Linked DNA regions of Mus musculus: regions 2 and 3 are each linked to region 1. The links are chromatin loops, found by intact Hi-C in ENCODE. Cell type or tissue: heart. All regions are shown on one strand.

Region 1 (8,000 bases):
CAGCTGGCCTTATTTCTTATTATTTGAACACTGTTATTTAGTGTGTGCCTGTGCATGTGTGTGCTTGTGTGTATGTGTACGTAAAGTGCTTGTGTGTGAAGGTCAGAGGACAACTTTTTGTTTTGTTTTGTTTTGGTTTTTCGAGACAGGGTTTCTCTGTATAGCCCTGGCTGTCCTGGAACTCACTTTGTAGACCAGGCTGGCCTCGAACTCAGAGATCCACCTGCCTCTGCCTCCCGAGTACCGAGTGCTGGGATTAAAGGCGTGCACCACCATGCCCGCTCAGAGGACAACTCTTAAGAGTTGGGTCTGTCTTTTTTTTTTTTTTTTAACACTAAAGCAGTTACTCCCTACTTAGCTTAAGGGACCCACTTTTTTTGTGGGGGGGTGGTTAAGATTTATTTATTTATTTATTATATGTAAGTACACTGTAGCTGTCCTCAGACACTCCAGAAGAGGGAGTCAGATCTCGTTACGGATGGTTGTGAGCCACCATGTGGTTGCTGGGATTTGAACTCCTGACCTTCGGAAGAGCAGTCGGGTGCTCTTACCCACTGAGCCATCTCACCAGCCCTTTTTTTGTTTTTTGAGACAGGGTTTCTCTGTGAAGCCCTGGCTGTCCTGGAACTCTCTCTGTAAACCAGGCTGGCCTTGAACTCAGAAATCTGCCTGCCTCTACCTCTCAAGTGCTGTGATTAAAGGCATGCGCCACCACCACTGCCCAACGGGTCTGTCCTTCTTGCATGTGGATCCTGGGGATCAGACTCAGGATGTTAGGCCTGGTGGCAGTGCCTTTACTCACTGAGCCACCTTGCTGGTCCCTGGTTGAGGCTTTTTTTTTTTTTAATTAGGTGAAATAAAGGTGAAGAAAGTACATTATTTTGATAGTTGATCTACTACCAGAGACCTTACTAAGTGACCACACAGGCAGGCGGTCTGTAGGGCACGGTATGCTTGGTTAGTGGATCCCTCCCACCCATTGTGAGACGACACAATGTTTCATCATGCTGCTCAGATTGGCAAGCAATGTAAAAACTCATGAATTATGAATTTTTTGGAAATGTCCCACTTAATATTTTTAGACTACGGTTGATGGAGTATAATTGAAGCCTTGGAAATGAAACTGTGGGTGGGGAACAGTCTCCTCCTGTGTGTTTTCTGAGCCTCTGCTTGGAGCTCAGTGTAGTGACAGCTTTCCCAGCTGGCTTCCAATCTCAAGAGAGGGAATGGTTCCTTTGCTGCCTCTTGTCTGCAGCCTGGCGCTCCATCAGCGTCTGCTCTCAGCCCTCCAAACAGGCATCTCAGCAACCCCTTTATTACCCGAACTAGCCAGAAAGTCCTACTTTATTTGGTTTTGTTTGTTTGTTTGTTAAGGTGGTGGGGAAGGAGGGCTGACTCACTCTGTAGACCAGGCTGGCCTCCAACTCACAGAGACCCAACGGCAGCCTTTGCTTCCTAAGTACTGTTATTAAATGGTGTGTGCCACCATGCCCAGATTTTTCTTTTGTTTTCTTCTTTTTTTAAAGATTTATTTTGATTGCATTTAATCATGTGTCTATGTGCCTCTGTGTGGCATGCATACTTGGGTGCAGGTGCCTGTGGAAGCAAAGTTATCATAGTCCCTGGAGAGAGAGTGACAGGTGGCTGTGAATGCCCAATTTGGGTGTTGGGTACCAACCTCAGGTTCTCTGAAAGAGTAACACATTTGCTTTTTTTTTTTTTTTTTTTTTTTGAGACAGAGTGGCCCAGAATGACCCTTAACTTGCAGTCTTCCTGCCTCCACCCTCCAGGTAGTGAGATCTCAGATGTATGACACCATGTCCAGCCTGGCTCATCTGTGTGAAAATGAACTCAGTATGGCATAAAAGCAGAAGGCAACACGTAAAGAAAAAGCATGGATGGACTGGAGGGATGGCTCAGTGGTTAGGAGTGCCTACTGCTCTTGCAAAGGGTCAAGGTTCAGTTCCCGGCACCCACATGGTACAGATGGTAGCTCACAAGCAACCGTCTGTAACTCCAGCTCCAGGGGACTAAGGCCACCTTCTGGCTACCAAGGATCCCTATACATAGATGCTGCACATAATTGCATGCAAGCATACACACATACATATAAAAATCAAGAAATATAAAATAAGAAAAAAAAGCATGGTGGGTAGGACAATACAACAGACACATAAGCCTAATTATAACAAAACAATCTAGGGACTAGTGAGCTCCCTAAGTCGGTAAATGTGCCTGCCACCAACCTGAGTTATTGGCGGATGTGAGTACACACACACACACACACACACACACACAAAATGAATAATGAATGAATGTAAAAAACCAACACATATAAAAACAGTTGCAGGAAATACAAAAGTTGCACATCATGTCTATAAATTCTTTTTGGTTTTGTTTTTGAGACAAGGTCATCATACAGTCTGGACTGGCTTTCTTCTCATTATGTAGCCAAGGAGGACCTTGAACTACTGATCCTGCTGCCTCTAACTCCTGACTGCTAGGATTACAGGCACTTGCCATAATGCCCAGCCTCATTTTTGTATAAATTTTAAACATAAAACTTCCTATCCCACATAGAGTAACTGGATTAATAAATCATACACAATAAAAGGAAGAACAGAATAATAAGTATATGTTAATTTTGAAAAAATGAACAGTAGTGTTAGACATCACTACCAACATAGTTACTTTTTATGGAGACAAAGAATGAGGTGGGGTTCTTTTTTTTTTTTTTTTAAATAAACTCCAAGCATATGAAGCAAAACGATTTTTAAAAAGTCTTATTGTGTATGTGTGTCTAGGTATGTGCTTGCTACAGCCTGAGTGTGGAGGCCAAAGGACAAGTCTCAGGAGTCAGTTATCTCCTTCCACATGAGTCATTTAGCTGGCCCCAAAATGCCTTTTAAATTTTATTTGCAGTGTTGGAATCAAACCCAAGGCCTAGGGCTTGTCACACAAGCGCTCTACAGCTGAACACCGTCCCCAGGCTCTGCAAAAATGTTTTGATGGTTTAATCATGAGGTGCGTGGGCGTTGTTGTTATTTTCCGTATTTCTCCTCATGTCGCTAATACGTCCTAATTCACAGAACACAGTCATGCTCAACACTCTCCAGGACATCTTGGTGTACAATTATGTTGGAAGCAGCTTCTGGGCTAAAAAGGGGGAAGCCTGACGAGGCCACTTGCTGTTTTACCAGCGAAGTTGAACGGATGGGAGAGATGGCTCAGTTAAGAGTACAAACAGCTCTTACAGAGGCAAAGACCCGTGTTTGGTTCCTAGATTAGTGTGATCTCCGTGGGTGCCTGCATGCACATATACATATGTACACATCCACACTGGGCAGTGGTACCCAGCGGCTCTCACACATTGGTGCAGCTTAACTTTACAGACGTGATATAGGTGTGAGAAGTCCCGAAGCAGGCTGGGGACCGTGGGCTCAGCCCTCGGTCGGCTCGCCGGAGGTCGAGCTCCCCGGCTGGGAGGCCGGGCTTCGGGGCCCGGAGGCCGGGCGGGCCGCGCCGAGGGCGGAGCCGCCGCGCGGGGGCGGACCTCGGCGCGCTCCCGGCCGCTCGCTGGCTCTGGGGCCGCGGCGGCTCCTCTGCCGGGTCGCGCCGGAGGACAGGTTTCGGGCGGCGGCTTGGGCGGCCTGCGGACAGACCGGGTGGGCCGAGCAGCGGAACCCCGCGCCTGCCGTGTGCCTAGCCCGCTAGCGCCGGGCGCGCGCCATGGCCGCCTCGCCCGGTTCGGGCAGCGCCAACCCGCGGAAGTTCAGTGAGAAGATCGCCCTGCACACGCAGCGGCAGGCCGAGGAGACGCGGGCCTTCGAGCAGCTCATGACCGACCTCACCCTGTCCCGGGTGAGCTCCGGGGCCGGCGCGAGCGGTGCGGGCGGGTCCGCGCGGCGGGGAAGAGGTCGCCGGGCCGAGGCGGCGGCGGCGGAGCCGGGCGGGGGCCGCGGGTGGGGAGTGGGGCCGGGGCGGCCGCGGCCTCGGCTCTGGCCGGCCTGGCGACACCGAATGCGGCTTGCTATCTCGGTGGACGGGCCTCGGTGCGTTGAGCTGGAAACGGCCGAGCCCGGGGAGGCGGGCAGCGGGGCCGGGCGGCCTAAGCGGGAGGATGACCCCGAGAGGAAATCGCACGCAGCTGCAGCTCAGAGGCCGGACCGAGGCACGCCTGGTTCGGGCGGTGCGGCTTCTCCGTGGACACCCACGGCCAGCGAGCCCTTGACTGTCGGCGTAGAAGGCCTCGGGGGCCGGAGGGTCGCACATCCTCCCCGAGGGGAAGACTTGGTGCACGCACAAGCGAATCGACGGCTGGCCCCTGAGTGGCAGGGGGCCTTGGTACCACGTTGAGATTCCGTGGCTTTCCCTCCTTCGCCTCTTGGAGGTGCTTTCCGTGGTCCGGTGCATTTGCTCAGCATCAGATATTTAGTGAGAACTGACAGGGTGCCTAGCGCAGATGGTGACTGCGGAGGGACCCAGAGGAATGAGTAAGAGCGAGTCGGAACAAACACCTGGGAGGCTAGACAACTGGAGCGGACGGCAGGGGATGGAGACGGCAGGAGTGTCTGTGTAGACTGCAGAGGGTCAACGTGAGTGGGCAGCCTTGAGGATTCTGAGTGCTGGCCTTGAAGGCACATTGTCAGATGGGGGAGGCTAGGAAGATGCTGGGGGTGGACAGCTGGAAGCAGACGTGTGAGCAGATTGCAAGCTGGTTGTTTCCCTGCTTCCCAAGGTGCAAGCGTATTCTATTTTGGCCACCATAGTGTTTGGGATTGAAAAACAAAAACAAGAAAACTAAAATCTGTTGCTAGGGTTTAAATTGGGAGTTTTTTCTTTTAACATAAATTTAACATAAACTAAACTAACATAAATGTATAGCATAAACTAAACGGACTTACTTTAAAATTAAGAGACTTGGAAACAATCTTGAGTGTTACTTCCCTCAAGTGGAGTGTGAACTCTTTCTTGCTATAATACACTTTACACGGCTCACTGTTACAGCCCCCTACACCGAGACCACTCATCAGTAAGGGCAAAGTGGACTGCTTTCTGAACTTCCATTCTCCATGCACTGAAGGAAGAAGAAGAAAAAAAGGAATATATGAGAGATAAGAGATAGATACAGGATACAGATAGATACAGCCTTCTGTATAGAAGGCTGAAAATTTCAAGGAAAAAAATGTCCTTATGCCCTGAGCAGTTATACTGCTTACAGGTTGGCATCTAAGGCCTTGACATTTTGTGACCTTGATTAGACTGAGCCTGACAAGCTTCGGATGTATTGAAGAGGTGTGGGTAAAAGCCATGGATTAGTGTAAGGCCTGTGTTGATGTTACAAGGCAGACTTTATGCACACATACATGTGCTCTATGTGTCTGTATAGCTAGAGTTGGTCCAGTCGCTCATGCGATTTTGAGGCCCCCTTTAAATCATCCTTTGTGCTGAGGTCATGAGTGATATACAGATTATTTTTAAATGTTTTTTTAAAGATTTATTTATTATTATATGTAAGTACACTGTGGCTGTCTTTAGAAGAGACATACCAGAAGAGGGTGTCAGATCTCTATCACAGATGGTTGTGAGCCATGTGGTTGCTGGGATTTGAACTCAGGACCTCTGGAAGAACAGTCAGTGCTCCTACCCTCTGAGCCATCTCTCCAGCCCCCAGATTATTTTTGTGCTCTGTAGCTCGGCTGGCTTCTAGCTCGACATCCCTTTTCCTTAGTTCATTAATGCTGGGATCACAGACATGCACCATCAGATCTGGGTCAGATTTTTAAAAACAGGTCCTCCTAGATCCTTAGTGTTCATATAGTTTTGATTTTACTCATGTGTGTTTGCACATAATCTTGTGTATATAGTTCACTAGGTAGAGCGTCTATACACTCATAGACCAAAACATTTATGTGTGCAATAACTCAAGGTTACAAATTCATAAATCCAAGTCAAATTTCATGTAGTATGAGAAATGCTATTCTGATGCACTGAACTTGGGGTCTCTATGTGATATGTTGAATTTAATGAACCTGATCAACTGTGGCTTATAGGCTAATCCAGTTGCTATTTCTGCTAATTACTACAAATTACTACAAACTTATGCCATTTTGCCCTGTACCTGGGCCAGGGAGTCATTTGCATGTTAGTTCAGCCTGTGTTTTCTCCTTGACCAATGGGTCCCATTGTGTTTGAACAGACACTTGTGACAGCCCTGAGTGTGCCCAGGGAATTTTTGCTTATTTAGGTTTTTTTTCTTAATTTATTTATGTATATGAGTACACTTTAGCTCTCTTCAGACGCAACAGAAGAGGGCATCGGATCTCATTACAGATGGCTGTGAGCCACCATGTGGTTGCTGGGATTTGAACTCAGGACCTCTGGAAGAGCAGCCAGTGCTCTTAACCGCTGAGCCATCTCTCCAGCCCTGCTCCTTTAGTATTTTAAAGGCTTATTTCCCCACAGAAGTCACAGAATGAAACACTTCTCATAAAGAACTCCTGGGTCCTCAAGTGTTTGTGCACTCTCATTTGGAGAATCGTCCATGTAGTTGGCAGAGGGTGATTGGGTGACCAGTGTACTGACTTTGCTTACTGCTTACAGCAGGCATGTTAACTGATGGGCAGGCACTGCAGTGATCTAGATAACATTTCTTCTTAGCCTGTGTGGAGCTTCAGCTGCTCACGTTATCACGGCCAGTCACTGGGACTGACTTGAACACTACTGAGGGTCTAGATTAGCGGTTCTCAACCTGTGGGTCAGGAGTCCCACAGACGTGGCTGATCAGAGTTTTGCACTACAATTCACAACAGTGGCACAATTACAGTTAGGAAGTAGCAATGAAGTACTCTTACGGTTTGGGGTTACCACAATATAAGGAGTTTTATTAAAAGGTTGCTGTATTAGGAAGGTTGAGAACCACGGCCCTAGATTTTGGAGAATTTTTTTTTCCAGGTTGCTTGCTTCAGCTTCCTCAGAAACAGTGTGAAAGGTTTTGTTTGTTTGGTTTGGCTTGGTTTTTTTCAAGACAGGGTTTCTCTGGCTGTCCTGGAATTTTCTCTGTAGACAAGGCTGGCCTCGAACTCAGAGATTTTCCTACCTCTGCCTCCTGAGTGTTAAGAGTACAGGTGTGCACCACCATGCCCAGCTAGCAGAGAGGCAGTCTGGAGAAGGAGTACCTGCCCATTGTGGTACCTAGCTGGGATCTCCCGGTAAGGAGAGGGAGGAGAGCGGAGGCAGGTCAGCCTGGGAACTGCTGCTGGGTTTTGAATGATTTCTGTGCTGTTGGTAAGTTGGATGCTTCCAGTACAGTTAATGGACTGTTTATGCGAGGTATGTGATGGGGGCTTGACAGTCTTCTTAGTGTGCTCACTAGTACTGTGTCTGTAGTGTGTGCCTGGGGCTCCTGTGGTTGCTTGGGATGTTGTATGAGCAAGCAACAGTGCAGACTGATGGGCGTTAAGATCTAGTGAGGAAGATATTTAAGAAGTAAGGACCCATCTTGGTGAATGTTATAAAAAGGAAGTAGCTGGAGCTCTGGGCGTGGGTAGCTCGAAGTCTTTGCCATTATCTGAATGTCTAAGGGATCTGTGGGAATGGGGAGAGAATTTTGGGATAGATGTGGAAAGGCAATGAGCTTCTGGCAGAGTCTACGGTCCAGCAGGATGACTGGGAGAGAGATTTGAGGTGCTGGGGATGCCACAAGGGTCAGGTTGTAGATGTGGGATTTGGGACCCGATCCTACAGCAATAGTAGGCCATTGGAGAGGTTGATCCCGGGGGGATCTGTATCTTCAAAGGATCCTTCTAGCGAGAATCTAAGAGGAGGCCATGGTGGAGAAGGTGTTCTGAGACTGTACAGCAAGCTCTGGCAGGGCTGGGTGGCATTGATAGTTCGAACAGGTTGATGCTTACAAAGTGTAAGGAGCTTTGGAAACGCCAGCAAGGTGAGAGGGAGAACTGAAAATGATCCCAGGCTTCAGGCATGTCAGGGTCCTGGAG
Region 2 (8,000 bases), 53 kb after region 1:
GAAAATCCCTGGGTGCTAGATGTTTCAACCCAGACTGGGGGCCTTATACACCACTGTTCTGTGGTCTGGACGGTCACTGCTAGTGAGCCTGTGAGAAGTCAGTGAAGGGTCACTTGTCAGCTTTCCTTACGGTGGCTCAGGAGCTCCTAAAGTCTGTGGGCTGGACTGTGTGACAAGTGAAGCCAGTTGTACTGGGCTCGGTTCTCCCTTCCACGTGGAGGCAGAAGCCGGGGCTTCAGATAGGAGGCAACTCCGTCCAGGTCCTACACGTTTGCCTATTTGGCAAAGATTTCAAACCAATTTAACTCAGCTATAAGTAAGCAACCAGATCCAGTTTTGGTTAAATGGAGAATTCAGGAAAGAGGGAAGGAGGAAAGAAGGAAGGGGAAAAAAAAATTAAAACAGAAACTTACATTCCCAAAAGAATCTGGTTCTCCAGACCTGTTCTCTCTGGGTAGCTTGGTTCCTCGTGGGGACAACTGACTGTAAATCTTTAGCAGCCTGTCATCTGAGCAGATGCCCTCCGGAGACAGGGACTGCTTTGAGGACACTGCAGCTGGGCTAGAAGCTGTTTAACAGAGGACCGCACTCTGAGGATATAGTATATCCTCATGTCCATGGGCCCTGGAGGAGGCAAGATAGCTGATGGTAAGGGTGCTTTGCGTGTGGGTTGGCTGCCCTAAACAGTCATCACAAGTTGTAGTGACTTGTGTGTCTCACGAATCACAAGCAAGCAGCCGGGCGAGGACAGTATCCGATGCTCTTAAACCAAAACAGGATGCGAGGGTTACAGGGTTTTATTTAGCCCAATATCTGTATTTAGAATGATCATGTGCTACATTAGCTGACTGTTCCAGACTGTATTCTTTCCCGACACACGTTTTCTTGGACTTTACTACTTCCTTTGTGAAAGTAAAGACTTGTTTGTTCTTTGTTCATTGTTTTCCCAGTGATGGGATCAAACCCACCGTGCTCGGCGACTGCCCTGCCCATCAGCTGCATATCCTTATTTTGAGTCAGTACTGGGCCAGGGAGGTGGCTCAGTGAGTAAAGGGGCTTCCTGCCAGATCTGACGACCTGAGTTCCATCCCACGAGCCCACGGGGCAGGAGAGAACCTGTTCCCACAAGTTGTCCTCTGCCCTCCACACTCATACTGCAGTGGTGTCCATAGACAAATAAACAGGTTATCTATCGATAGTAAAATAAGGTGGCAATAGATAAAGAAGAAAGGAAACAAAGCATAACAATATACATACTGGTGAGGGCAAGGCAAGTGTTCTTTGTGTAGCCAACTGTATATACTGATAACTAGTTTCAGTATCTTCCAAGGTTTAATTTTTGTTTTTTTCCCCCTTTGCTTGGCATTGAACTTAGGACCTTGTGCATTCTGGGCCAACGGTCTACCACTGAATTGTATCTCCATCCATTTTGTACTTTTAAATTTGAGACAAGGTTTCACTAAGTTGCCCAGGCTGGCTTTGAACTTACTCTGTAGTCCAGGCAGGCCCTGAACTTTTGATCCTCTCTCTTCAGCCTCTTGAGGAGCTGGCATCCCAGGCCTGTGCCACCAGGCCTGTGCCACAGACCTGAGATGGGATCGTCCACATTACTGTCTTCTACAGTTTGCTACTCTTGTTTCATCTATTCACCTATTAGAGGGTTTTTTTTCCTCATTGTAATCTAAATTCTAAATCTCTGTGAAACTCAGTGAAGTGTCTCACCAAGTGTAATCACAGCAGTGAATCTGGTGTGAGTCAGAATGCAGTAGGGCTTAGGAACAGGAGCAGGCCAGCAATGGCTGTCTCCACTACCATCTTCTGTGGTGGGTGCTTTGGTTCTCTTCCTGAAAGCTGGCCTAAAGTATCGGCCTGTTTCTTACACTTAGAGGATCCTTTGGCTGTCCTTAGGCATTTGTCTCATACTGACCCAGCCTCTGGGTCTGGCTCCCTCCCACCCATGGCAGCACCGTGTGGGTGCTGAAGAGAGGAGTTAGAATCCTGAGTGCCTGAGTCCCCTCCTCAGGATGGAAGCCGGGAGCCAGGCCAGAGATGCTGCCTCCCCCTCTTCCTCCTGTCGGTTCGGCTTTGCTGGAGACTGCTTTGGGTGTTGTTCTTCATTGTGCCTTTGTAACTTCTTTCTTTTTTGAGACGGTCTTGCTTTGTATCCTGACTGGCCTGGCACTTAGCTGCTGCCTTGGCTGCCTGAGGGTTAAGGTGACAAACACGTGCCACCATGCCCAGCCTTTCTTGTTTGGACAGATTATTTGGCCTGGCCCTGTGTAATCATACCAGTTGTCTTGATTTTGACCTTAGCTGCCAAAACAAATAACCAAACAATCAAAAACATGTTTCATTTTATATTTTGTAAAGTACTCTTTTAGCTTGGTTTATCTAATTAAGCTTACACATCCCTTTTACGTGGCATTTAAGAGGAAGGACAAGGAAGAGGTAACTCTGGGAGCAAAGCACGGCTCTGAAACAGTTAAGAGCGTGTAAGCGTGTGTGAAATGAGAGCCAGCTCTCTGCTGGGTTACGGTGCTGCAGAGGGCAGAGGCACGCGGGTGCTGCAGTCAGGGAGCCTCGGAGGGCATTGGCACATCTGGCTGTGGGCAGATGGTTTGTCATCACGTGTCCTGCTTGATTTTTGTCAACAGAAACCTAAACATACCTGGGAAGAGGGAGGCTTAATTGAGAAAATGCTTCTGTCTGAGTGACCTGAAGCCGTAAACAGCTTTCCTCCATGGTCTCTGCTTCAGTTCCTTCTTGGCTTCTCCAAGTGACCCAGGATATGCAAGCCAAGTAAACCCTTCCTCCCCAGCTCCTTTGGTCATGGTGTTTATCACAGGAAGATGAGCGCTAAGGCGTCACGAGAACCAAAGGAGTTTCTGTGGGTGGCTGTTATCACGATCTCCTGTTGGGTCCTCAAGAGAGACGCCGTTGATCTTGGTTCCATGTGCCCTTCTAAGAAGGGGCCTGCAGCATCCTTCAGGTTGTAGCCCAAGTATAAACGAAGCCTGCTCAGAGAACTTACCTTCACTCAACCTTTTCTCTTCCTCAGCTGAAGTAGGTTCAATATCAGGAGTCGGTCTTTACAGATTTACCAAAATCTAGAGAAACAAGGTAAAGAACTTCACCATGACAGGCTAAGGGGTCATTCTGTAGGGCTCAGTGATCCACTTAAGTGTGACCTCTGGCCGAGCATTAGCTCACCCTGTCTAGCGTCTTACCTTCTAGCCAGACTTGCCGGCAGACTCCTCACTTACCCTTATCAGGGAAGTAGGGGACAGCTGTGCTGGGCGCAGAGGAATGCAGGGCTGTCCAAGGAGCTCTGTCAGCCTGCAGCAGGAAGTGTGGCCTGACCAGCAAGCAGCTCTAGGGCTTTTAGCCAGCTGATCATTTTGAAATGTTAAGTTGGTTACCTACCTCAAGTGAGGTCATAGATGACTGTCAAGCCATTAGGAATGTTGCATGCACTATAGCATAATCGGGTATCTTATAGCCATTAGGAATGATATGTGCACTGTAGCAAAATCGGGGATCTTACACCAGGCTACTATTGTCACTTGAATTGTAGCTCTGCAGTAGATTTACAAACACAGTAACAGATAAGCGTGTGCGTGTGTGTTGCTGAGGCTTGAATTAATGAACTAAGGGCTTTCTGTAAGTGTGTTCTACTACTGAGCTACAGCCTAAGGGATACAGATCTCCATCTGCCCATCCCCTGGAAACAGAATCTTACTGCACAGACCACGCTGACTTTGAACTCGTGAGCCTTCTGCCTCAGCTCCCCAGTGCTGGGATTTTAGGCAAGTACACCTGGGCAGACGGAGTCTAAATAAAGACTGTATACATCAACTAGAAGTCTCCCAAAATCTCAAAAGCAGGTGATTGTTTACAGAGCATTTGGCAAAGGTGGCCAAGTGATAAGACCAGGAGTAGAGCTCGGGGACTCAGAGGTCAGGGTTACAGACTGCGAGCGTGCTCTCCTGTAATCTCAGCATAGGGAGGCAGAGGTAGGAACCTTGACAACATAGCTTAGGGCCAGCGTGGGCTGTGCGAGAGGCAGTCTCAAAAACAAAAACATATTTTAGCTTTCCTGAGAAAAATCACTCTATCTGTCTGGACCTGGTCTCCATCTCTAGAAGGAAGATCAGCCTCTTGCCCTCTGGGGGAATTCCCTGGTGTCATTTGTCTAGCGCACACTGATGGACCAGCAGCCCCGCTCCCTTTGCTTCCGCTGTTGCAAGCTGAAGAGAAGAGGGCCTCTGTGCGGATGAAGAGAGAATCCCAGGAGCTCTCTTCTTAATGTTCTTTGGCTCCCATCTGCTTCTGTCATTGTCCATTGCTGAGATGGTTGAAGCAGCCACGTAAATGATACTGCATCGTGATATAATGAAGTTTCCGGCCAGCATGGATCACTGGCACAGACGGTGGCTTTCTGTGGCTTTTGCAGTTTTATCTGTTCTTTAATCTGTACTCATCGCTGTGACTATACAGACAGTGAGAGCTGCCTATGGAGATTGGTTCTGCTTGACAGTATCAATTGAGCAATGCTCTGTAAAGATCTGATGTTTTGGCATTATAAGCCAGAATTTTCAAAAGATTCGTTTATGAGCTAAACTCGGTCTTCTGTCACTTTTAAAACAGCGGACTTTAAAGTTCTGTGCTTAAGCAGTTCCCCTGCCTCAGCCTCTGGAGTAGCTAGAGTTATAGGTACATTCCACCAAGGCTAGGTTAATATAAACACCTAGATGTGTATGCATGCTTGCTTGTGTTCTCTCTCTCTCTCTCTCTCTCTCTCTCTCTCTAGGTAGCATTAATTATCAGATTTGGGGTTTCATACATTCTAGACAACCACAGTATATTTTTAAAATGTCAATAGAACTCCTTACATTCGAGAATGTTATTTTGTCATTTGATTAGTGTTTAGACAAAAACAAACAAACAAACAAAGCCTGGCAGTAGTGGTGCCTGCCTTTAGTCTCAGCAGTTGAGAGGCAGAAGCAGGCGCTCTATGAGTTCAAGGCCTGCCTGGGATACACAGAAACCATGTCTTGAAAATGTCTGCCCCTCAAAAGACTAGTACTTAGAAGATCTTATTTTACTTGAAAATGTAATCATATTTTTCTGTTTTTAATAATTTTATATAAAAGTATAACCTTAAGCTGAATTGATATTTCTATTTTGCTGTAGAAATAAAGTATGTCTTGGTTAATTATAATTATAAATAAGTCATATACTATTACCTATGTGTAATTTAAATTTTATCATTACTACTATTATTATCTTTCTGAGGCAGGGTCTTTCTACTTAGCTCTGGCTGTCCTGGAACTTACTATGTAGACCAGGCTGGCCTTGAACTCATAGAAATCCTCCTGCCTCTGCCTCCCAAGCACTAGGATTAAAGGCATGTGTCACTATACCCAGCCATTTGTTTGTTTGTTTGTAAGATTCCTTTCTTTTTATTTTATGCATTTTGCATAAGGGTGTTTTTTTCCATATAATGCATATATGCAGTGCCCTCTAAGGCCAGAAGAGGGTGTGGATTCTCTGTCAGCTGCCATGAGGTTGCTGGAAACTGATGTAGCCCAGGTTACCCTCAAACTTGCTACTTAGCTGGGTGACCAGGAACTCCTGATCCTCTTGCCTTTACCTCGCAAGTGCTGGATTGCAGAACCCAGGTTCTTGGGAAAAGCAGCCAGTGCTCTTAACCGCTGAGGTATCTCACCAGCCCCACACAGACCTATAATAATGATAACACCCTTAAATTAACATATAGCTCTCTGGCTCTCAGACTTCAGCTCATTGAATGACCAAATGGGGCTTAGTCGGAATCCCTGTATGTTTGCCAATAAAGTTTGAAAGATGTGGGATTTCTAATTAACCACAAATGGAATGATATGCCAGCAGTATTGTCAGTGCAAGTATAAGTCACAGTGGTGAGCAGTAGCATCTATGGTACAGGCCGTGTATTCCTCTAGTCACTGGGGGGTGAGGAAACCAGCTGCAACAGCTGTAGATTTCAGAAGTGATCCGATGAGGATGCCCGTGTGATCATGCATGTATGATCACCTGCACACATAAAGAGCCCTCCCGGGCTGGGGATGGAACTCAGTGGTAGACTGCTTGCCTGGTACCTTGGTGGCATGCATCTGCAATCCAGCACTTGTGAGGTGAAGGCAAGAGCATCAGGAGTTCAAGGTCATCCAGCTAAGAAGCAAGTTTGAGGGCAGCCTGGGCTACATCAGAATCTGCTTAAAAACAACATACAAACAAACAAAAGCTAGGGTATCCCTACCTTGGAACCCTCTCACTCAAATTGTTTCTTACTTTTCCCTAATAAATCTCTCTCTGTGTATATATGCCCATGTGCACATGCGTGCACATATGCACACACATAAAGGGGTGGGAGAGATTGATTCCTACCCAGAGTCTAGGGAGAGTGCTCTAAGATTATAATATAGTGAGCTATTAGCTCTAGATTTCCTCAATGAAATTCACAACTCGCAGAGACCTAGTGCTGTAAGCCTATAATTTGGGCCACTGGGGGAGGCTGAGGCAAGAGAATCACAAGTTCAAAAGCCAACCAGAACAACAGTTTAGCAAGACCATATTGGAAAGTTACAAAATGACAACTACCAACAATCCAACCAGGGCTGGGAATATAACTCATGGTAGAATGCCTGCCTAGTACTGAAGGGATGGACAGGAGAGGGTGGGGTGGGACAAGCACGTGAACAGTCACATTCTGGGATTGAGAAGAGTCATCTCAGAAAGGTTCTGCCCTCAGCCACAGCTGTGTCTCCCATACCTTATCCTTCACTGCAAGGCCAAACTAATTCGCCGCCCTGGTAGATGTATATTTCAGAAACATTCAGTTTGCAATCCTGTATGATAAGGAGCCTGTTTGAACGACTTTGAATATCCAAATATCCCCTTTGCTCATAGCTTACTTACCAAAGCAAAGGGAGAAATGGTCTTAGCCGCCTCCTCGGCCACCTGAGTGTTAGCCTCAGCCTGCCCTCACCCCTGGAGCTCCTTGAAATCTTGTTTCTTTTTGGATCAGGCTCTACTCTCAGTCTGCCCTCCCACAGACTAGTGACTTAGGCCCAGAATCCTTCTCCCTTGGTGGCTACCCAGACATTTCCCTGTGCTCACCCTCAATAATTAGGTCATCCTGTAAGACAGAACCCAGCAGGCCAGCCCTCGACTGCTAAGGTCCTTTCTGGCTCCTGGTGTTAACTTGCACTTGCGGGCTGTTGATGTTTTAGGTTGCCACAGTCAGCGTTGTGTGCTACCCTCCTCTTCTGGTGCTCATCAACCAATTGAAGAGCGGTTCTAGCTCCAGACCCCAGGAGATGACTTGGCTAGCCCCCTTTTATTGTTTCAGAAAAAGCTGCCAAATTACCCCAAACAAACAAAAGCCACGGAAGGACAACTGAGTTTGGATTTCTCCCACAATGAATGCTTGGAATTGTTAGAAATTCTTTCAGACAACTTTGCTCCTGTTGCCCATGCTGTGCTTGCAACATGCTGGGCTGCCCTGAGCGGCCCACACGGCACCCCAGATAACTCTGAAATACTGCGTGAGGTCTCCTGCGTCTCAGGTTCTGAATCTTTACAGTGCTCCTGGGAGCTGAGCTGAGGTCCTCCTAACAGTATATATGAACAGTTTGTGGTCTTTGGGCTTTATGGCCCCCCATACCCCCCTGTTCTCCTCAGTGCAGCCCTCCCTGCCATCACTACCACAGCAGAGGGTTTGCCACAGGAAGTCAGCCTAAACCCTGTGGGGCTCTCAGCACACATCCGCTTTTCTCTGGGATTACACAGGTCAATGGCTTCAGGGCAGCCAGGGAAGCTCTCCTGTGTCTTCCTGCAGTCCAGGCAGAAGGAACATCCATCCCAGCTTGGGACTTAGCATTCTCACAGCAGAAAGAAAAGAGTGTGAGAGTTTGTTTGCATCACACATACATCTGTTTGCTCCTAAGTCATTGACCACG
Region 3 (8,000 bases), 77 kb after region 1:
CCCTGTTCCAACCTCCTACAAGCAGGTGCTGTGATGACTCTTCTTCAAGTAGATGCACATCTATCTCTGCTTAGGGTGAATTATCTGAAGGCAGTATCTTAAGTCTTGTCCTCCCTGACACAGTGCCCAGTACAGAGAGGCACGCTGACTGCTGAAGTGCCAAGAAGTCACATAGTACTGAGCACACCCTGAAACCCACCGTAGGTGTTTACATCTAGCCTGCACCCAAAGTAAGGATGCTTCACTCAGATACTTCCCAGCCTGTCTGGCCATTCTAATCTAGAACGAGCATGGGCTGGAGCGATGTCCCGTACATAGATTGACCTTGAGTCTGAGGGCTGGCCTGCGTACTAGCTTTTCCAGTTTTCCTTACAGTTATGGGCTATTTAAAGCCTAAAATATTTGTTTCTTTTGAGGAGAGCCATTCATGGCCTTTCTTCCTGGCATATAGTATGGGTGGGATTTGATAGTAATTGTCATTTGTTCCCTTTATACAATTCATTTATCGAAATGACTCTTTGCTTGTAAAGTCTGAGAGCTTTGGAATTGGACAGGGACGTCTGCTATATTTCCACACATGGGAATATGAGAGGGAAGTTGGCAGAAGTTGGAATTGGATATGGGTCACTGAACAGTGTTAGAGAAGTGGGGTGTGTGGGAGGTTAGAGATTGGCTCTGGGATAGGTAGAGATGGATATGTATAAACAAAGCCTTAAAAAGCAGAGTCTGTAACCAGTGGGGTGCCCATGCGCACAGCAAGGTTGTGCCATGCTGACTGGGACCCAGCTAGCCTAGCAGGGTCGTCCCTGGAACCCCTGGATTTCTGCCTCAGCTTTGCCTTCTGTGCTGAGATTCTCCTTTTCTAGAAGGGACTAAAGACCTAGAGAGGACAAGGGAGTCATGGGTAATTTAAGGAACATTTGAGCTCCTGTGTAAAGAGAAAGTAACTGAAGAAACAGAATTTCTTCTAAGAGTTCCTGGGTATCTGAGGGAAGAGGTGAGAGCTGTCAGCAGGTGTGGGACTGCGTGGAGAGGTGGAGCAACCCACATGCCCACCCAATCCCTGAGCAATGGGAAACCAGGAGGAGAGGAAGGGGCAGGGCTTGGACAGCTCTTTGAGTGCCTTGGGAACTTTGGTGGTCTCTCCTTTTCATGCCAGTGTTAGATATTGCGGGTCACAGTATCTGCCAGCTACAGAAGGTGGCCCACCCCACCATGGATGCCTGCACTGGGTGCCCGCTCTGCAGTCGCCTTCAAGTACCACAGAACTCAGAAACACATCCAAATATGGGTGTGTTTACATGGGAAAGCCAGTGTGTTTAAAATATTATTCAAGTCTCCAAGGATGAGAATTATTTCTGGAGAATTATATTTGTTGGTGGGAGCTATTTTAAATGGTTTTTATGTATTTTCCCCCTGTAATTCATTAAAGTTTTTCATTTTCTTTCCTTTTGGATTTTAAAAATATCAACTAGCTTCACAAAAAGTATTTCTTTTTATAGGACCCACCAAATAAAGTAAAGATTTAAAAAGTGATGGGAAAATATAATCAAAGCCCAGAACTAGGTTCTGTACTGAGGACAATAATAATGGCCCTTTCTGGGAATCTGCTGGCACAGTGGTGGAAGCCCTTCGCCGTTGTCGGTACCGGGAGCAGATCTTGAGGGAGCATCAGCTTGGAGTATAGCTACAGGAGCCGTCAAGTGTACAATACGTTTGCCAGCTCAGTTTGCATCCCCAGGAAGCAAAGCCATTAGCCTGCTATTGGTAGTGTTCATGATGGTTATTGAGTCACATGACAATTACACAAGTGATATGAAGCCATAAATGACAGAAATAAACTTTTATACAACCAAACAGGGTTTTTATAGTTTTTCTCTTGTTTAATTGCCCATTTCCCTGGTAGCATGTGCAGTTTAATTACTGTTTGGTATACACATCTGGATGGATCAACACAGTAGCTCTCTGTGACATTTGCCCTGTCTCACAGCCTAGCTTTATCCCCAAACTGTCCCCCTGTCATAGTAATTGAAGAGGGGGCTAGAGTGGCCCTTATTAGCAGCCTAGGAGTTAAGAGCAAAAGAGTGCAGACTGTGGTTGCCGACGGCCATCCCTGAGGACTGTAGACCCTTCAGTCTCGGCTGAGGGGCAGAGATGTAATCTGTATCTCAGAGGCCCTTCAACCAGCAGTGAGCTCTGACCCACAGCAGTAAGGAGCGAGCTAAGCCCGTTACTGACGCTTGTCTACCTGACACAAGACCCTCAGGTCTAAAGAGTCACCAAGGGCTGGGGAGAAGGCTCAGCAGGTAGAATACTGGCCATGCAAACATGAGTCTGTGTTTGTGTCCCCAGAAGCCATAAAAAAGTCAGATGCTGCAGGATGCACCTGAAATCCGAGTACTCCCATGGGCAGGTGGGGAGTAGAGACAGGAGAACCCCTAAAGTTCATGGGCCAGGAAGCAGGGTGGGTGCAGCAGCAAAGGAGAAGAGCGCCTGTCTCAGAGAAGGTGGGAGGTGAGGACCAACACCCAAGGTTGTCCTCTGGACTCCATGTGCACGTGGATCATGGATCATATCACACACACACACACACACACACACACAGAGAGAGAGAGAGAGAGAGAGAGAGAGAGAGAGAGAGAGAGAGAGAATAAAATATAAAATGAACGTGTCATCAGTGTGGTAGGAAAGTCTAGATGGGAGAAACTATGGATGCACTGTGGCAACCATATCTGCACCCCGTCTTTCTATTTCACATTAAGTCTGTGAGGAGCTATTTAGGCTTGCCAGACATGAGAGCACATTAAAGGAATTAAATTAAACTCAGAGGTACTTTGTTAGGTCAGCCCTCTAAGGCTCCAAGGTTTCCTGCAACACATGTGACCTTGGTCACTGCTGTCCTGTCCCCTGTGGGACTGCTTTGAATTAATGTCCTCTATTTCCAGATAACTAGTCAGAACTCTGCCTTTAGTTTTTTAACCCTTTTGTTACCGTTGCGCTCGTCGGTATTTGTGTGTTGGTGGTAGTAGTAGCAGTAATAGAAATCTAAATCTGGCTATTTTATTACTGAAATAAACCTGTCAATCATTACTGCCGCTGTCCTTTGGCTACTTAAGTGGGCTGCCTGAGAGCGATACGTAATACTCCCTCACTCTTCACCCCTGCACTGCAGTTAAGCCCCGCTCTTTCTCTCCCTGCAGTGTGCTCTACTGCTTTTTGTCCAGTCGTTTGGTTTTCTGTCTGGCTTCCTGGCCTCGAGGCTGTCCCAAAGCCTCATGCTCTACCACAAAAACAGTCTCTAACTGGGTTAGTTCTAACCCAGGCCTCTGTTCTCCACTTCATCTGAATGACTAGCAGACTCCTTCACCCACGTCTCCCATTCCTCTAGTCCATCGCTAGACTTTGCCGCTCCCTGCCTCTGCTCCTGTTTCCTTACTCCTGCTCTCTGCCTGTTTTCACTGAGGCAGCCCTTTAACCTTACTTCCTCTTGCCTGACTCCTCCCGGCCCAGCACAGCTGCTAGGGACATGGTCTTTCTGAAGGCACCCTGCCCAGAAAGCCAGCCCCAGAACTAACAGTGTGACCTTGCGTGGGATAATAGTTCATAGCTCATAAATTGCTCCAAAGATCCCATGAGGTCATTGTGTAAGGTGCCAGGTACACAGCAACTGTCACCATCTTACCTCCCTGTTCTTCGCTGCCTACCCAGGAATGAATTCTGCCTCCCGCTCCAGTCTGGGGAAGAGGGCGGCACCAGCAGGATGCCACCCCAGGAATTGGCTCGCCTCTGAGATGCACATGCTGTCGTAGCTCTGTGTGTCACAGGGAATCGTCAGCCTTAGTACTTAAACTTGGTGTCTGGAAGATGAAGAGACTCTTAGCATACCATAATAAACCATTGCATAAAATGTCATTTATCATTTTTAATATAATAATCCCATTTTAGTGATTGGAATGGGCAAGTTCCCTACCCTTTCTTAAGAGCCAGACCTAAAAAGCCATAAGTACAAATGTCGCTGGGCTGCTCCTCCCCTCCTTCTGTTGGGGCCGACTCTGAGCATCGCCTCTGCCTCTGCCTCTGTGTCCTGCGTCCTGGCGGCCTGTGCAGGCAGCCCGTCTTTGCAATACTCAATCACAGACTGAATAAGCAGTGGCTTAGTCCAGCTCTGGGGCAGCTTGGCTGCTTTGCATTGCTTTTTTAATTTTCCTTTTCAAAACAAGGTTTCTCAGTGTATCCCTGGCTCTCCTGGACTTGTTCTGTAGACCAGGGTGGCCTCTCACTCAGAGAACCGCCTCCCTCTTCCTCTCAAGTGCAGGGACTGAAGGTGCGCACCACCACCTTACACCATCTTACTTTCTTACTTTGTTTGTTTGTGGCGCTGGGCTCAAATCCATGCCTTAGCATGCTAGGCAAGCACTCTTCTGTTGAGTGACATGCAGTTCGCACACATGCATCAACATCTCTAAAGGCTGTGTCCAGGAATCCTGTCTTAACAGACTTACCCTAATGATCTGATACAGTCACTCAAAGCAAAGTTTTAGTCACTTACTTAGATTCTGTTTTCTGGTGGCCTGGGAGAGTCCTGTGTTTTGTGAGTATGCTTAATTGATAAGCTCTTGGCACCTTGGGAGCTCTTAGTGTCCATCCTGCTCCTGGGCTCCAGGACGACGCTACAGCTTCTGCCACTTACAAAATCTGCTGCCACACTGTCTTCCTGTCTGCACCTGCACCTCGTCACCTGCCCCAACCCTCTGTTGTACACTGCAGAGATTGAGCAAGTATCTGCTGAATGGATGGTTATTATGTGTTTAAGTTTCATAGACTAATTGGGTTATTTATAGTTTAACCATTTCATCTAGAAACTTACCTAAGCTGAGCTATGTTTAAAGGTTTAGACTTTAAACCTTTAGACCCAGTCCGTGTGGGGATGGCTCCTCAGTTTTCGCTTAGAGGCGCAGAAGGGGCTCTATGTAGTCAGCTGCAGTATGCTTCCTGAGCCAGCTGTTATTCAGTCAGTCAAGACTGATACCAAATCAGCTTTTTAGAATATTTGTGACTAGCTATCACATAAGTATATCACATATACTTAGGCTTCAGGTATGTATTTTTTAAAACAACTTGTGTAAGAGTCCAGAATGTGTCATAGCATCCATCGACCCATGGTCAGTGGCAGGTCAGTGACAAGACTCAGAGTTCACCTGCCCTCCCCTGGAATCCCACGTTTGGGAGTGTGACAAGACAAACTTTTTGCTTTGTGTTTTGAAGACAGGTTCTCAGACTTTGTCAGCCACTGCTCCTTGAGTCAGCAGGAACGTTTAGGACTAAGACACTTCAAAGGAGAGAGCTTGGGCACCAGCTCGAGCCTTGGAGTAACTTCGTCTCCTTGTAGTGTGAGTGCTACAGCACTTTGATGAGCTCTGACATGTCAGAACTACTGTTGAGTGTTAAAACATCCAATTGCAAATCAAAAAGCCACTCTAATGCATGAGTCAACGCGAGCAGCACATATAAAAGTGTGTGTTTGTTTCTCTTCCCTACCAGGTTTCTGTGATGGTGAAAACGATGGCCATGCGGAAGGTATGAACAGGTGCTGGGTGGGATGCTGATATACACGTATATACACATGTGTATACACACATATATCCATATATGTACATATAGACATATGTATATAAAACCTCCTTTCAGTGCCTTGACCGTCACATTTACGTAAAGGCTGGCAACTGTTACTTGGATTATGTATCTGAGATGCTCTAAGTAGCTGGAAATGATCAAAGCCCTGAGAAAGGAAATGTGGGACTAGATTACAATGGTCCCCTGTTACCCAAGTCCATTCAATACCACAGTCACAAGGTTGTGCGGAAAAGCAAGAGTTGTAGCCACATGAAGATGCGAATTAGTCAGGCACTTAAGCAGTTGTTCCACGACCTTCTCTCAGCACTGCCTTGGCCCATTTAGAAAGTCACTGTGAGAGTGGCTGAGAGATTTAAGCAGTTCAGGGGAAAGGCAAGCTTGGGCTAAGGATGCAGCTCAGATGCTGGACTGTCTGCCATGCCTGCGTGAAGCCCAAGCTTCACCAAATGAGCCCAGAAATACTGGTGCACTCCTGTAATCCTCCACTTGGGAGATCAGACATTCAGAGATAGCCTTAGCTACACATAGAACTTGAGACTAGCCTGGGATACATGAGATTCTGTCTCAAAGAAAATTAAGTGCAAATTTATTTTAAGGTAAAATTACACATTTTACTGACATTGAGCTTCGTCAAGCCAGTGAGACCCATGTTAGAGATACGCTGGTATCACTGAATGCCATCCACAGATGGGACCCAGCCATGCTTACTCAGCCATTCAGTCCCAGGCACTGTTAAATCTTTATAAGCTGATACTCAATTTTCATAATCTGAAGCTGAACAGCTAAGTTAGTGTGAGTGTCAGAGACCAAGCTTGTGGAAGACATAAGCAAGGATGTCCCACAGGAGAGGCAGAGCCCTCTGACATCACCTTGTGCACTCCTTTTCTGCGCAAATCATTTTAGGTGTTGAGTAAAATCATAAAAACATGAAACTGATCTGTCTGATCTCTCGGGAGAAATGAAGAAGACATGGTCTCAGGGCTTTCCCCAGTTAATTCTTCAAAGACTCTCCAACAGACCTGCATATGGGAAGAAACTACAGCGAATTCCTCAAAGGAAACAACCAGTTAAGGCAGGCAGCCTGTCTCTGCCACATTCCTGTAGTGGTCTCTTAGGAGCCTTTAAGTCATGGGGCCACCTTAGCCTCCCACCAAGCCTTCTCTGTATGCCTGTCCTTGTTCTCCTGCTGTCTTGAACTACAGCGGCTCAAAGCCCGTTGTTCTCGTCTCCAGTTGTGGAGAGTCCCAGTGGGTCTGCGTGCCCCAGGCACTGTTTATTACACTTTACCCAGAAGCAGACCAGTCTTAGGACCTCACAGGGCTCACAGCTCTGAAGCATTTATTTAGTGATTAGAAAAAGAAAACCGCCGGGCAGTGGTGGCACACACTTTAATCCCAGCACTTGGGAGGCAGAAGCAGGTGGATTTCTGAGTTCGAGGCCAGCCTGGTCTACAGAGTGAGTTCCAGGACAGCCAGGGCTATACAGAGAAACCCTGTCTCAAAAAACAAACAAACAAACAAACAAACAAAAAAACAAAAGAAAAAGAAAACCAATAAGATTGTAGACAAAATATACACTTCAGAGAGGAGTAACCCAGTTGGAGTGGCCCAGAGGGAGTGCAGGACGCCGTGTACACAGAACAACACACAGAGAGAAACAGAGAAAAGAAGGACAAGGGGCAAGGGCTTTGAAGTCAGGACTGACGGACACCAAGGCACACTCACAAAGCCTGCCTGCTTGTCTCAGCAGAGGCAGCCTTTGTCGCACTGGTACTGGGAGGTTAGCCATGATGAGGACTGTATCGAGCTGTGCCAGTGACTCTAATTATTTCCTAACCTTTACTGACTTACAAATAAAAGAAACTTAATTTTTTTTAAATGCTTTTCTTAGAGTTCATTCTGAAATTTGGCCCCCATTTTGTTGTTGGTTGTTCTTTAAGCTATGGTATCACATAGCCCAGGCTGGCCTTGAACTCCTGGTCCTGCTGTTTATGCTTTCTCCATGCTGGGATTACAGGCTTGTACCAATGTACCTAACTTTGATCTCAGTTTTAAGTGACTTCCTGGGATCTGTTAGGCCTCTTGTGAGGGCCAAGGGCAGGACAGTCAAGACAGTCACAGGGGAGCCCTACAGTCCCTGGAACCCTGAAGCCTTCCTCCCTCATGCTGAGCAGTCTCCAGGGTCTGCTGTGGAGTATCTTCCTGACATTAGATCACATAGTTTCTCAGAACTCGCCTTTAACCTCTGGTCTGTGTCTGAGAACAAAAGGCCTTTACTTGACTTGTGGCTCAGCCTTCTTGCTGTCGTTGGTATGGCTCAGAGCATTAAAGCAGTCAGGGAACAGTCCCTTGCTGTAGAGCCATGAG

Evidence for each region. A loop is a pair of places that touch in the nucleus more often than their neighbours do. Peaks named below come from ENCODE experiments on the same cell type or tissue, not always from the same donor. Only the 100,000 strongest peaks of a DNase experiment are listed, where the experiment ranks them.
Region 2: a loop joins it to region 1, with 2.8 times the contacts of the local background. A loop is called at or near these places in 16 of 42 quality-filtered maps.
Region 3: it touches region 1 in a loop (2.7-fold over the local background); 13 of 42 quality-filtered maps call a loop at or near these places.

What each region holds. Positions count from the first base shown.
Region 1 is chr7:80,684,468-80,692,467 of GRCm38, reverse strand. Crtc3 (CREB regulated transcription coactivator 3) reads left to right here and starts at 3,591. Exons shown (of 15, transcript NM_173863.2): 1 at 3,591-3,861. The coding sequence starts at 3,730. In heart, CTCF peaks have their summits at 3,752 and 4,346; DNase peaks (open chromatin) are centred at 3,007, 3,577 and 4,247; H3K4me3 peaks cover 2,397 bases; H3K27ac peaks cover 1,919 bases.
Region 2 is chr7:80,631,374-80,639,373 of GRCm38, reverse strand. The region is part of intron 2 of Crtc3 (CREB regulated transcription coactivator 3); the gene reads left to right. Gm15880 (predicted gene 15880) reads right to left here and starts at 3,357. Exons shown (of 5, transcript NR_040343.1): 1 at 3,264-3,357; 2 at 3,032-3,107; 3 at 414-624. In heart, a CTCF peak has its summit at 5,527 (motif pointing right); DNase peaks (open chromatin) are centred at 3,293 and 7,207; H3K4me3 peaks cover 220 bases; H3K27ac peaks cover 2,983 bases.
Region 3 is chr7:80,607,474-80,615,473 of GRCm38, reverse strand. Crtc3 (CREB regulated transcription coactivator 3) reads left to right here. Exons shown (of 15, transcript NM_173863.2): 7 at 5,542-5,577. Among named protein-coding and RNA genes, the nearest start is that of Gm15880, 25 kb to the left of the region's middle. In heart, no CTCF peak of the experiment used is centred here; a DNase peak (open chromatin) is centred at 3,503; H3K27ac peaks cover 1,681 bases.